Linked DNA regions of Homo sapiens: regions 1 and 2 are each linked to region 3. Evidence: chromatin contacts called from ENCODE Hi-C or POLR2A ChIA-PET data. All regions are on one chromosome and are shown on one strand. The core of a region is the stretch at or near the end of the contact, and the rest is flanking DNA. Distances in the headings are between cores, read along the strand shown. Region 1 overlaps BMPER (BMP binding endothelial regulator). Region 2 overlaps BMPER (BMP binding endothelial regulator). Region 3 overlaps BMPER (BMP binding endothelial regulator).

The links. A loop is a pair of places that touch in the nucleus more often than their neighbours do. ChIA-PET counts read pairs that join two places held with the same protein, here RNA polymerase II (POLR2A). Pooled maps may share reads with other maps.
Region 1: a map of Calu3 shows a loop between it and region 3 (4-fold over the local background). The contact joins two enhancer-like sites. A Hi-C loop is called at or near these places in 2 of 168 maps with a recorded cell type or tissue (A673 and Calu3) and 2 of 50 pooled maps. POLR2A ChIA-PET finds 5 or more read pairs at or near these places in 2 of 52 experiments (AG04450 and HCT116).
Region 2: a map of endothelial cell of umbilical vein shows a loop between it and region 3 (6-fold over the local background). The contact joins two enhancer-like sites. A Hi-C loop is called at or near these places in 3 of 168 maps with a recorded cell type or tissue (A673, Calu3 and endothelial cell of umbilical vein) and 1 of 50 pooled maps. POLR2A ChIA-PET finds 5 or more read pairs at or near these places in 4 of 52 experiments (AG04450, BJ, activated CD4-positive, alpha-beta T cell and 1 more).

Annotation. Positions count from the first base shown.
Region 1 is chr7:33,985,864-33,989,408 of GRCh38, forward strand. All of the region lies in intron 6 of BMPER (BMP binding endothelial regulator), which reads left to right. Among named protein-coding and RNA genes, the nearest start is that of BMPER, 82 kb to the left of the region's middle. Within about 2 kb of position 1,336, at least 5 of the 41 ENCODE cell types and tissues checked have a DNase peak (open chromatin) inside an H3K27ac peak, as active enhancers do; they include A673 and HCT116, where a contact is called at or near this core.
Region 2 is chr7:34,067,613-34,071,231 of GRCh38, forward strand. All of the region lies in intron 11 of BMPER (BMP binding endothelial regulator), which reads left to right. Among named protein-coding and RNA genes, the nearest start is that of BMPER, 160 kb to the left of the region's middle. Within about 2 kb of position 2,204, at least 3 of the 41 ENCODE cell types and tissues checked have a DNase peak (open chromatin) inside an H3K27ac peak, as active enhancers do; they include A673, where a contact is called at or near this core.
Region 3 is chr7:34,034,320-34,037,798 of GRCh38, forward strand. The region is part of intron 6 of BMPER (BMP binding endothelial regulator); the gene reads left to right. Among named protein-coding and RNA genes, the nearest start is that of BMPER, 130 kb to the left of the region's middle. RefSeq lists an enhancer at 80-1,279. Within about 2 kb of position 2,117, at least 11 of the 41 ENCODE cell types and tissues checked have a DNase peak (open chromatin) inside an H3K27ac peak, as active enhancers do; they include A673 and HCT116, where a contact is called at or near this core.

The DNA.
Region 1 (3,545 bases), core at 86-2,585, 49 kb before region 3:
CTGAAACTGCTTTGTGTGCCATTTGACCTTAGTATGCATATGGCATGGTAGATAATTGCATAGTTTGCTAAAATCCCATGTCTTCTTCCAATCTTTACCCCTCAAATCTTGATCCAAATATATTAAAAAATAGAAAAGTGAGTCAGCATTGTCAGTTCCCACATTTATTTTGTCCAAGACTTTTCATTATTTAAACTCCTTCTTTTCCATCTCTAACTCCTTCGTTTTGAGATTGCGACCTTCTGTACCTGCTCCCATATTGATATGACTCATTCTTTTGAGTTTCTATAGTGCTTCCTCTCATACTCATGGCTCTGCAGCCTCCTAACCTCCCTAGTCTTCTCTCTTTCCTTCTTGGCTCAGAAAGAGAACTATCCAGAATCCCCCTACTCTCCAAGTCTGGTTCTCATTTGGGCTCCTCTGCCCATCTCTTTCTACTTTTCCTAGGATGTTGTTCTGGGTTTCAAATTTTAAAGTCCTAGTAGACAGGGATAATGTACCTCACAGCTTGAGTACAGTGTCTTACACATAGGAAACAGTGAATATTTGGCTAAATAACTAGTCTTATAGCTGTTGATTTGAGTATCCATGTTCTTGAAAATGAGTTATACAATCTAGAACTTTTCTACCTTCCTACTTTGGTCTTGATGCCCATCTTGAAGGCAGTAGGAAAATATTCATGGTTTTAATGAGCATGGTTACATGAAAGATTCATGATAAATCTGTAGAGGAAGAGGCTCCAACCACAACCATTGCAAAAAGCTGGTAAGGAGACTTAAGAGTAGCTGTGTGAAGAGGATGGAACGGGGGGTGAGCTCAGGGGACAGCAAGTCTAAGAATGTATCATTCTGTGTTGTGGGAGGACGAGAATGGAAATATTCATTAATGAAAATAAAAGAAATATCCTTTTTAGTCAACAAAATAGGATAAAATATTAGTCTCAGAGTACTTTAGGACATTTCCAGAACTTTCTGATCTTTTTGTCCATTATTAGCCAGATAACTTCATTTAAAAAACCAGTTTGGTACCTCTGGGCCTGCGGCTTTCCCTGCTCCTTTGTTTGTTTGTGCTTCGTGGCTCCCCTCCCCTCCTGTGCCCTTCTGTTCCATCTCCTTCCCCGCCTGCTTCCACTTCCCTGTCCCTGGTCCTACTTGAGCTTCCCCTCTTCCATTCCCATCAGGCGCTCTGCACGATAGCCTGGTATTAGTAAAGTACCATGAGTCATTTTCATTGCTATCTTGGTCTCTCCTCAAATAACTATCCCAGAATTTTGCACACACTAGATATTCAGGAAATATCTTTTGAATGAATTGATTACACATTCTGGCACCTTTTAAATGTCATTCAAATGTTCGATTTGGAGGGTGGCAGTGCTCCTGTGGGCCTGTGAATGGCTTCAATTACCACCATTCCCTCAGAGTGGAATTTTAAATGGTACCACTTGTTTGGTGTGTGAGCCGCGATGTGTTTGCATCTCAGGGAGCCACAATCCTCTCTGAAGATTGGAGGATGCTGAACCACAAACACACAAGGAGAAGAGTACTTCCTCTGCACCATCCAACATTCCCTTCTCAAGCCCATCTCTGAGCCTACACTGAGTCATACGCAGTGACTCATCCTTCTGAAATCCACCTAAGATCTCGAGCTGTGGTTTAGAAGAGCCAACTTGAAATACTGAGCAGACTTTGTTGTTTGGAGAGGACACGGCCTCCTTGATCTGGGTGCACCTTCCATATAAGGGGCCCCATGGCAGGTATAAGTGACCAGGAGTCAGCTCCAGTGTCAAACATGTCTATCACAGAATCCTACTACTTTTTTTTTTTCCTCTTGTGCCTCTCTTCTGTTCTCTGTGATACACAGAGTCAGACAATGTGATCATGATTAACCACATTATGTTCCAGATGTTAAATTACAAAACTATGTGAGGACTTCTTAAACCTCTGACTATTGCTAGAATTAAACAGCAGAAAAAAACTTGATATTCATAATGAATAAAAAGGAAAACTATAGTTTATCCATGCCATTCTCTTTAGGCAAAAGGAGGAGGTACCAGTTTCATTTCTGACTTGATTAGATATAAATGTGTAATGTAGTCAAGCGTTAACAAAAGCAGTTACTCATTATGAAGGAGTATCTTTTGGTCATATTTTAAGAACTAACATTTAATAATAGAAAAGTTACTTTTTAATTTCAAAACGAATATGAAAAATTACTCTCACTACATTATTCATACTGATATATATCTTAATTTTTTTCATGCTGTCATTTTATTAAACAAGTGTTTAGTGTCCTTTCACATATTGGATTATAGGGCTGTGTTGACTTTAGGGATCTTTTCCCCACCAGTTGGGGTGATGAATGTGATTGGCAAATGCTAGGAGTGACTCTTTTTTGACATTGATGGGAAATGCATTTCTTTTCAGTGTCAAGTTCAACAACAGGAGAGGGAGGGGACTCTTGAGAATTTTGGATTTTGTTATTAGGTTTTCAGCATCCATAATATTCATAAACAATAGACACAGCTGTCTTTAATAACTAAGCCCACTAACTGAATGGACAGAACATATGCCCAGAAAAACATCAGATTGTAAGAGAATTTTTTTTTCCAACACAGAAATTTTCAGAGATTGAAGCAAGATTTCATTTATAACCAAACTGTGTGTTTATCTCAAACTTCTATCATTAAGTAAAATAATTTGACCAAGGTCTAGGAAAAATGCAGTGAAGTGTTTGGTATTTTTATTTTTTTTTAATTATTTTTTTAATTATACTTTAAGTTTTAGGGTACACGTGCACATTGTGCAGGTTAGTCACATATGTATACATGTGCCATGCTGGTGCGCTGTACCCACTAACTCGTCATCTAGCATTACGTATATCTCCCGATGCTATCCCTCCCCCCTCCCCCCACCCCACAACAGTCCCCAGAGTGTGATATTCCCCTTTCTGTGTCCATGTGATCTCATTGTTCAGTTCCCACCTATGAGTGAGAATATGCGGTGTTTGGTTTTTTGTTCTCGCGATAGTTTACTGAGAATGATGATTTCCAATTTCATCCATGTCCCTACAAAGGACATGAACTCATCATTTTTTATGGCTGCATAGTATTCCATGGTGTATATGTGCCACATTTTCTTAAACCAGTCTATCATTGTTGGACATTTGGGTTGGTTCCAAGTCTTTGCTATTGTGAATAATGCCGCAATAAACATACGTGTGCATGTGTCTTTATAGCAGCATGATTTATAGTCCTTTGGGTATATACCCAGTAATGGGATGGCTGGGTCAAATGGTATTTCTAGTTCTAGATCCCTGAGGAATCGCCACACTGACTTCCACAATAGTTGAACTAGTTTACAGTCCCACCAACAGTGTAAAAGTGTTCCTGTTTCTCCACATCCTCTCCAGCACCTGTTGTTTCCTGACTTTTTAATGATTGCCATTCTAACTGGTGTGAGATGGTATCTCATTGTGGTTTTGATTTGCATTTCTCTGATGGCCAGTGATGATGAGCTTTTTTTCATGTGTTTTTTGGCTGCATAAAT
Region 2 (3,619 bases), core at 954-3,453, 33 kb after region 3:
TGGTGTTGACTTTAGCCCTGCCAAGGAGGTGTTAACCTAAGTGGCCACTGAAGTTTCTGCTCCAGCATCTGGAGTCGGGCTTGACACTGTTCCTCAGGCCCAAACAGCAGACAGGGGTGGCAAATAAAACCCACTGTACCACACATGGTGGCTGGGAGATCCCACACCGGTAGAAGCCACGCTGGAAGGAGCATGAGGAAATCAGTCTGTCTTCTGTTTTATATGCTGTTCTGCTCTAAGGGATACTGTTACTTTAATTTTTCTTGCTGTAAATTAGTACAGAGTTGAAGGAGACTGAAGTTATTAGGAATCACCTTTTCTCTACCACCTATTGTCAATTCCCACAGGGTGTTAGTACTCAGTAAGTCCTTGATAAGTGATTATTTGATGAATTAACAATCACCACCATCATCATCCACAGATAACAATAATAGCAATAATAACAACAGTAGTACCCACCAGCAGCAGCAGCAGCTAATATTTATTTGGCATCTGCCGTCTCTAAACACTATCTTGGGCAGTCTCATTTGGTTTCATTTGATTATCACAGCCGTCTTGTGGTCAAATAGTGCTGTTAGCTCCATTTTACAGTTGAGGGAACTGAGGCTTAGAGGTTAAGAAGGACGCTCAAGATAGTTGTGGAGCCTGAATTCCAACCAGGTAGCTGGCCCGAAAGCTTGGTCTGGAATTACTTCCCTTAGCTTCCTTGTCATTTTGTACAGTTTGATAACCAGTTGAAGTTAAGAAGGGGAAGAGAAGGTCTGGAGGGCTTTACAACTTGTAAGCATTGGAGACTGGCGAAGGACCTTAAGAGGAATTTCCAATTAACAGTGTTGTCCCTCCAACCACACCTGGTTGGAAATGGAGACTCAAGTCCCCAGGCTTTCTTCTACTGTGGCATCTCCGTCTTTCTGCTCAAGTACAGAGAAGTGGTGGTTGGTATGCTCTGAGCTCACTGACAAACTGGCTTGGTTTTCCATTTTGTTTGTTTTCCATGTCTACTAGTTTTTCCAGTTTTTTTTTCTCGTGGTAATTCAAGTTACTGGGGTCAAGTGAAGATCTCCCCAAATTTTCTTTTTAAGTACACATAGTTTTGAACTTGAAATAACTCTGTATATAATTTCCACCAGGAATGGGTAAGAGCAGAGTTGCCCTGCCTTTGGAGCTCATCACCATTTTAGCATCAGGAAATTTGTAAGTGAAGGGACCTTAATATGAGGTTAGACCTCTCACTTCACAGGTGAGGAAACTGAGACTCACAGCAGTACTAACTGAATGAGCTGGGATGAGGACTTGCATATTTTTAAAAATCTCCTAATCCAGTATTCATTCTACAGGCCTCCCTGGATTTTTGCTTGGGAAAGCTATTTTTAATATAGGTGTAGCATTATGACATAGTTCAATTAAAAGCTAGTTTCTTGCTTAATTTCAAAAGAATGCATTTTATATAGAAAAAGATATGCGAATTCATTATTAGACATCTGGTACAATGTAGCCAAGGCTGCCATGTTGAATCTCAGGAAAATTGCAAGTATCCAGTTTTGACTGAGGGTATGTGTGACGGAAACTCCTTGGTAATGATACACCTAAAATACAGCTAAACGACAAAACAAATGAACAATAGAAACCCCAAGCTGTGAAACTTAAAAAATACACTTGGTGGGAAGTACTGTATAACTAATTATACATTACTATATGCAGAGCTGAGGCAGATTTATTCCTCTTTGGAGGTCACATCTCCTATGAGCAAAATAAAAGCAACAAAAATTGCTACTTCTGCTGCCTCTGCAATTGCTCCTATAACTAACAGCGACTTATTGAACATTAGTCCATATCAGTCAGGTATTGTGATAAATGCTCTCCATTTTGCCATTTAATCCTTACCATGTTCCTATGAATTAGAAGCTGTCATTAGCCTGAGGGTGAAAGAAATTAAATAGTTTGTGGTCAGCTAATACACTGGCCTACGAGACTCCAAAGCCCAAACTTTTATGCACTATTCTCTGTTCTCTATTGACTACATTTGTATTCATTTTGGAGGTTCACTTCCAAACAGATATGAGGTTTGCCAGTTACTTTCTTTTATACATGACTAGTGGCTTCTACTTACAAGCAGTTGTATTTACTTACTTTTTAAAAATGTACCTACATTTATGAGGTCACTTTAACCTCTTCAGTCTCTTAGGTTACAATACTTCAGTTGTAACCTTTGCTGGGAGTATGGAGAGATGACTCATTAGCTGTGCTTTGCATGGCCCTTTGATGTGAAATTCATATTCATGAATGCTGTCATTCTTTCTTCTTATCTCTGTTCCCTTCCGCGTTAGTACTCTCTGCCCTCATTCATTGCTACACCCCTCTTCTCTGACTTTCCATATCCTTCTTTAGTGCAAGTATCTGTTGTTTTACTTTTTGCTTTTTCATCTTGTAAACCCACAGCTCCACTTTCATGGTGCCCTTTCTGTACTTTCTCACTCTGGTTTCAGATTTGTTTAAGCTTTGAGGTCCTTAACATATCACTTCTTAACAAGATGCTAATGTAGTAGATCTCAGCTTCTTGGAGAACATGTTCTTTCAAAGTATTGCATTTGAATTTTGTTAATAGTTTCTACCTTTGATTCCCCCAATTATTTGAGCTGGGAGTTGGATGGAGGGGCTAATGGCTGTTTCCAATCCCTGTTTGTTGACTGAATTCTGGCACCCCCATATCCCAGCTGCACAAGATTTGAGCCTTAATGTTATTTCTCATACTTTTGGCATTTCTCCCCCATGTTGCTAATCAATCATCAGGTTTGCTTGATTGTCTTTTTGTGATGTTTTTCAAATAAATACTTTCCTTGCCATTCCCATGGCAGCCGGACACTCATCCTATTGCTTGCATGTAATCTCCATCTCTCTTCTCCTTCACCCCTTTTTGCACACCCCTGTCAGAACCCAAACTTAGCTTTCACAGAAACCTACACCAGCTTCCTTCCCTTGCGGTTTCCCAGAGTTTGTTTTATAAAACACTAGTGCTGAGGGATAATGATGAGTAATATTTTCAAAACAAGGTTCTGTGATTAAATACACTCAGGAAATGCTGGGTCAAGTAAACTTAAATGTGTTTTCTTACTGCAGAATTCTCAGAGCCCTTAATATGCTGACGTGCATGGTGAAAGAGGTTGGAGTATAGAGTGCCTCCCAAACTAATTTGAGCGGCAGAGCTTTTTTTTTTTTTTTTTTTTAATTTCTACTTATTTTGGCAGAGCAACAGGCAGGATTGATGTTTCACAGGAAACACATCAAGAAATGCTGGTTGTTTGGAATACATTTAAACTTCTCAGGCTGGCAGTAAATCTCAGGCCAATTTATTTAGACAACTTGGGTGTCTTGTATCTCCCGAAGCAGCTCTGCACTCTGGTGCGATTGGCCTCCTGCTCTTCTTGTATAAGCTGCCCTCTTATCTATGTCCATGACTTTATTTACATTCTTCTTTTGGCCTAGAAGGCTTACTTCATTCTAGCCCCAAATCTGTATTTTATGTCTTTTATAGACTACCTCAATTTACATTGTCTTTTCAACAAATCTATACTTTCTAAGTTCATTACAGTCTTACTCAACCCCATTTTAGCCAGCACTA
Region 3 (3,479 bases), core at 867-3,366:
GCATTGCTGACATAGATCATCTTTCAGTAGGAAGATGGAGAGCCTTCCTAGAAAGTCGGAGTTCATGATAGAGGAAATACCACTTTCCTGAGCCGGAAAAGATTCCCTCTTCTGCCATGTCTGTCTGCTGTTGTGCCCTCTGTTTGATGTTGCCACCATTTTTCCAAGCACTTTGGTTCTCAGCCTGGCACAGCCACTACTTCCACCATCTTTGCACATTTCAGCTAGTGTCCTGGAGGCCTCAGATGACAAAGCAGTATGGAAGTCTCCACTGAAGTGGCAAGGGCCAATATCACTTTCCTTTTTCTGTGTTCTACTCAATTATAGGACACCTAAATCAGTAGGGCCTATACTTGAATCTCACAAAGATTTTAGTTAAACAATTCTTTTGTGCTTTTACTTTCAGTATTCTTTCTCCTCTAGGAGAATACAGGCATCTGTGGTACTGAACTTGGGATGATGTGAGTGACAGATGCCAAGTTATGTTGGTGATAGCATGTTCCTTCTGTCAGGCTCAGTCAGTAGGTGATTCTCTTGTTGTTCATCTCTTCCTCCCTCAGGGTGGATTTTCTCTCAGGAGAAGCCGATGAGTGAACCTCTCCCTTTCACTGGACCTGCCCAGACATGTCAGAACACTAGCTTTGGCTCATGCTGGGACCCCCCACCACAGCTGGTGCCAACAGACTGTACACTTGTTTTTCTTTGATCATATATGGCCTAGATTAGGATAGTCCCAAGAGCTTGCCAAGATTGGGTTGCAGCCTGTCTCAAAACACAAACTTAAAATTGTTTGACAAGACCAATACCCAGGAGCATCATGAGTTTGAATGAATAGTGCCGGAAACCTCTAGTCTCTCTGCGCAGTGTTCCTTGATGGAGGCCACGGAGTGTTTACTATAGAACTTCATGACATTGTACTTACAACATTTTAGATTTTGTTAAAATTTTAGGAAATTGCCACCTGATACAAATTAGAGAACTGCACATAACAATGGATACCAAATAGATATTTTGGATTTATTTCATTTAAAGACCATAGTGTCTGACATACAGAAACTCAAATGTATATTGAAAGGGTGAACAAAAAGGATGCCGTGACTTCAATTGCTATTTAGAAATGAAAATGAAGTTTAAATGTAATCTTATTTTTCCGTAGTGTGCTCAGGCATACTAAGGAAAACCTCAAAGACTTCTAAGTATAATTTTGTCAATACAGTGAGAGAGATTCAGGTATATCTTAATTAAGAGTCATTCATGTCAAGATAACAGATATTTTTTGTACCTCAAGAAACCTCAATGGAGCACAAACATTTTTGAGTTATTTTCAGCTTTAACTGACAACCCAACAAGAAGGTGTTTAACTGAAAACCAAACACTTCTGATGTTACTCTGGCCTCACTGTGTGGCTAGGCACTGTGGAAGACAGAAGAAATATTAATGAATATGGCTTCTGCCCTCTGTGAACCTTCAACCTACTTTGGGACAAACGATAAACCCATATGAAGCATTGTGGGAACAAAATAAAACAATATAAACTATTTTAGGTAGCCAGAACTTAAAGGTCAACAGAAAGTTTTAGGAAAACAGTTCATTGGTGATGTCTTGGGTTTCTGTCTCTGCAGTTCCGTATTTGTAGAAGTCTTGAGCAGTCAAAGGCCTCCGTTCGGCTTTCTTCTTAGTGCCTATCCAATGTTGTTGTGATGTAGATAGCCTGGGGAACATGAAAAAATGCCCTTTCTCCTGCATAATGGTGTTATTTCCTTCCTTTTAGGAATGGCTCATAACTCATAGGAGGTGTGAGTTCTAAATGATTGTTCTTTTCATCTGCCTGGAAGCGGGCCAGGCTGTAGATAAAGCGTTTGATGTGTCAGCAGTAGGCTTGTAACAGCTTTGACTACTTCCGTGATGATGAAAGTTTGAACTTTGATAAAAATGGCAAGAAAAGGAAAAGGGCTCATTTTCTTCCTTTCACTTTTTTTTGTTTGTTTGTTTCTGGGCAGCAGTTGAGAAACATCCTACCAGGGTGGTCTGCAAGGTCTCCAGGAATCTGAAATATTAGGAGGTGTTCTCCTGTGGATTTACTTGTTTATTTATTGATCGTTTCAGAGAGGGAACACCCAGGCTCAGAGGCATGGCAGGAGCTGGCTGTCAGGGCCCTTATCAGCAGGCCCCGCCTCTCCTCCAGTTTCAGCTCAGTTAGCCCTGGAAGGGGAAAGACCTTGCTGGGGGCAGATCACTGAGTCCAGCTATCATTCAGCACCTGCTTCCACACACCACACAATCTAGGGGTGCAAATCTACTCAGACTTCCAGAGCTTTGCCTCTCCTCTCGGTTCCCAGGGCATTTGTTTAGAGATCTCATCTGAGCTTGGGCCTATAGGGTGGGCTTATCTTCCTCATTCTAAAATAGACAAAGAGGAAAGTAAAATAGCTGTGGACACCCAGAACCAGTTGGAATTTGCCTCAAACAATATCGCAGTCTTTCATCAGTGATTTGTGTGTCTGCCTGAGTGGAAAGCCTGAGTTGGTGGAAGGAGAAGAATTTCTTTCTTTTTCAAAGAAAAAACGTAAAAGAAAACAAACACATGAACAAACAAACAAGGAAAACTGCCATTCAGCTAAGTGGCAGGAAGAGCTAAGATCAAGGACTCCAAGGGGAAGATGAGGCCAATTTTACCTTTAAAAATGAGACTTAAGCAAACACAATAACCAAATCCCCTTTTCAAATGGAGTTTAGTGGCTGGGCAGTGGGGCTCACACCTGTAATTGTGCTTTGGGAGGCTGAGGCACGAAGATTGCTTGAGGCTGAGAGTTTGAGGTCACAGTGAACTATTATTGCGCCACTGCACTCTAGCCTGGGTGAGAGAGACAAGTTGTCTCTTAAAAACAAACAAACAAAAAAGGGATTAGTGGAACTATGGTAAAGACATTTCCATCATGTATTTATTTAATAATCTAATATTTGCTTTATGAAATTATGATCTTTGGCTCTGCCGCTGTATGCAGTTGAAGTTTAACACTGTCTCTATAGCCAGGCTGGACCTGCTCACTTGTGCAGCTGTAGAAAGAAGGCATCTAGCTGTGCTATTCACAGGCTGAGGCCTCACAGTGCCTGCTCTGTAACCCCTCCACCGAGACCGGTTGAGGCATTTTTCTGTAAGAATCTTGAAATATAGCAAACATGGTTAAACTCTTTGGGAGTCATCTAGCTGACCATGAGAGGACATTGATGTCCCTGCAGGGCTCTGTAGCCTGGGCCAGAGGGTGCCTGGCCAAGTCCCACAGCTTAGTGGGAACTTCAACTTAAGGGGTTGGTGCTGGCCAGCAAGACTGGCATAGCGCCCCTGAAAAGACCTGTTGGCAACAAAGACAGTTTTCTTACTTCATTAACACCGAAAGTTGCTCCTGAAGCTGTCCATCAGCGCTTATAATTTGCCTATGACAAAAGGAGAGGGCGAATAAGACGAAAACATTGGATTG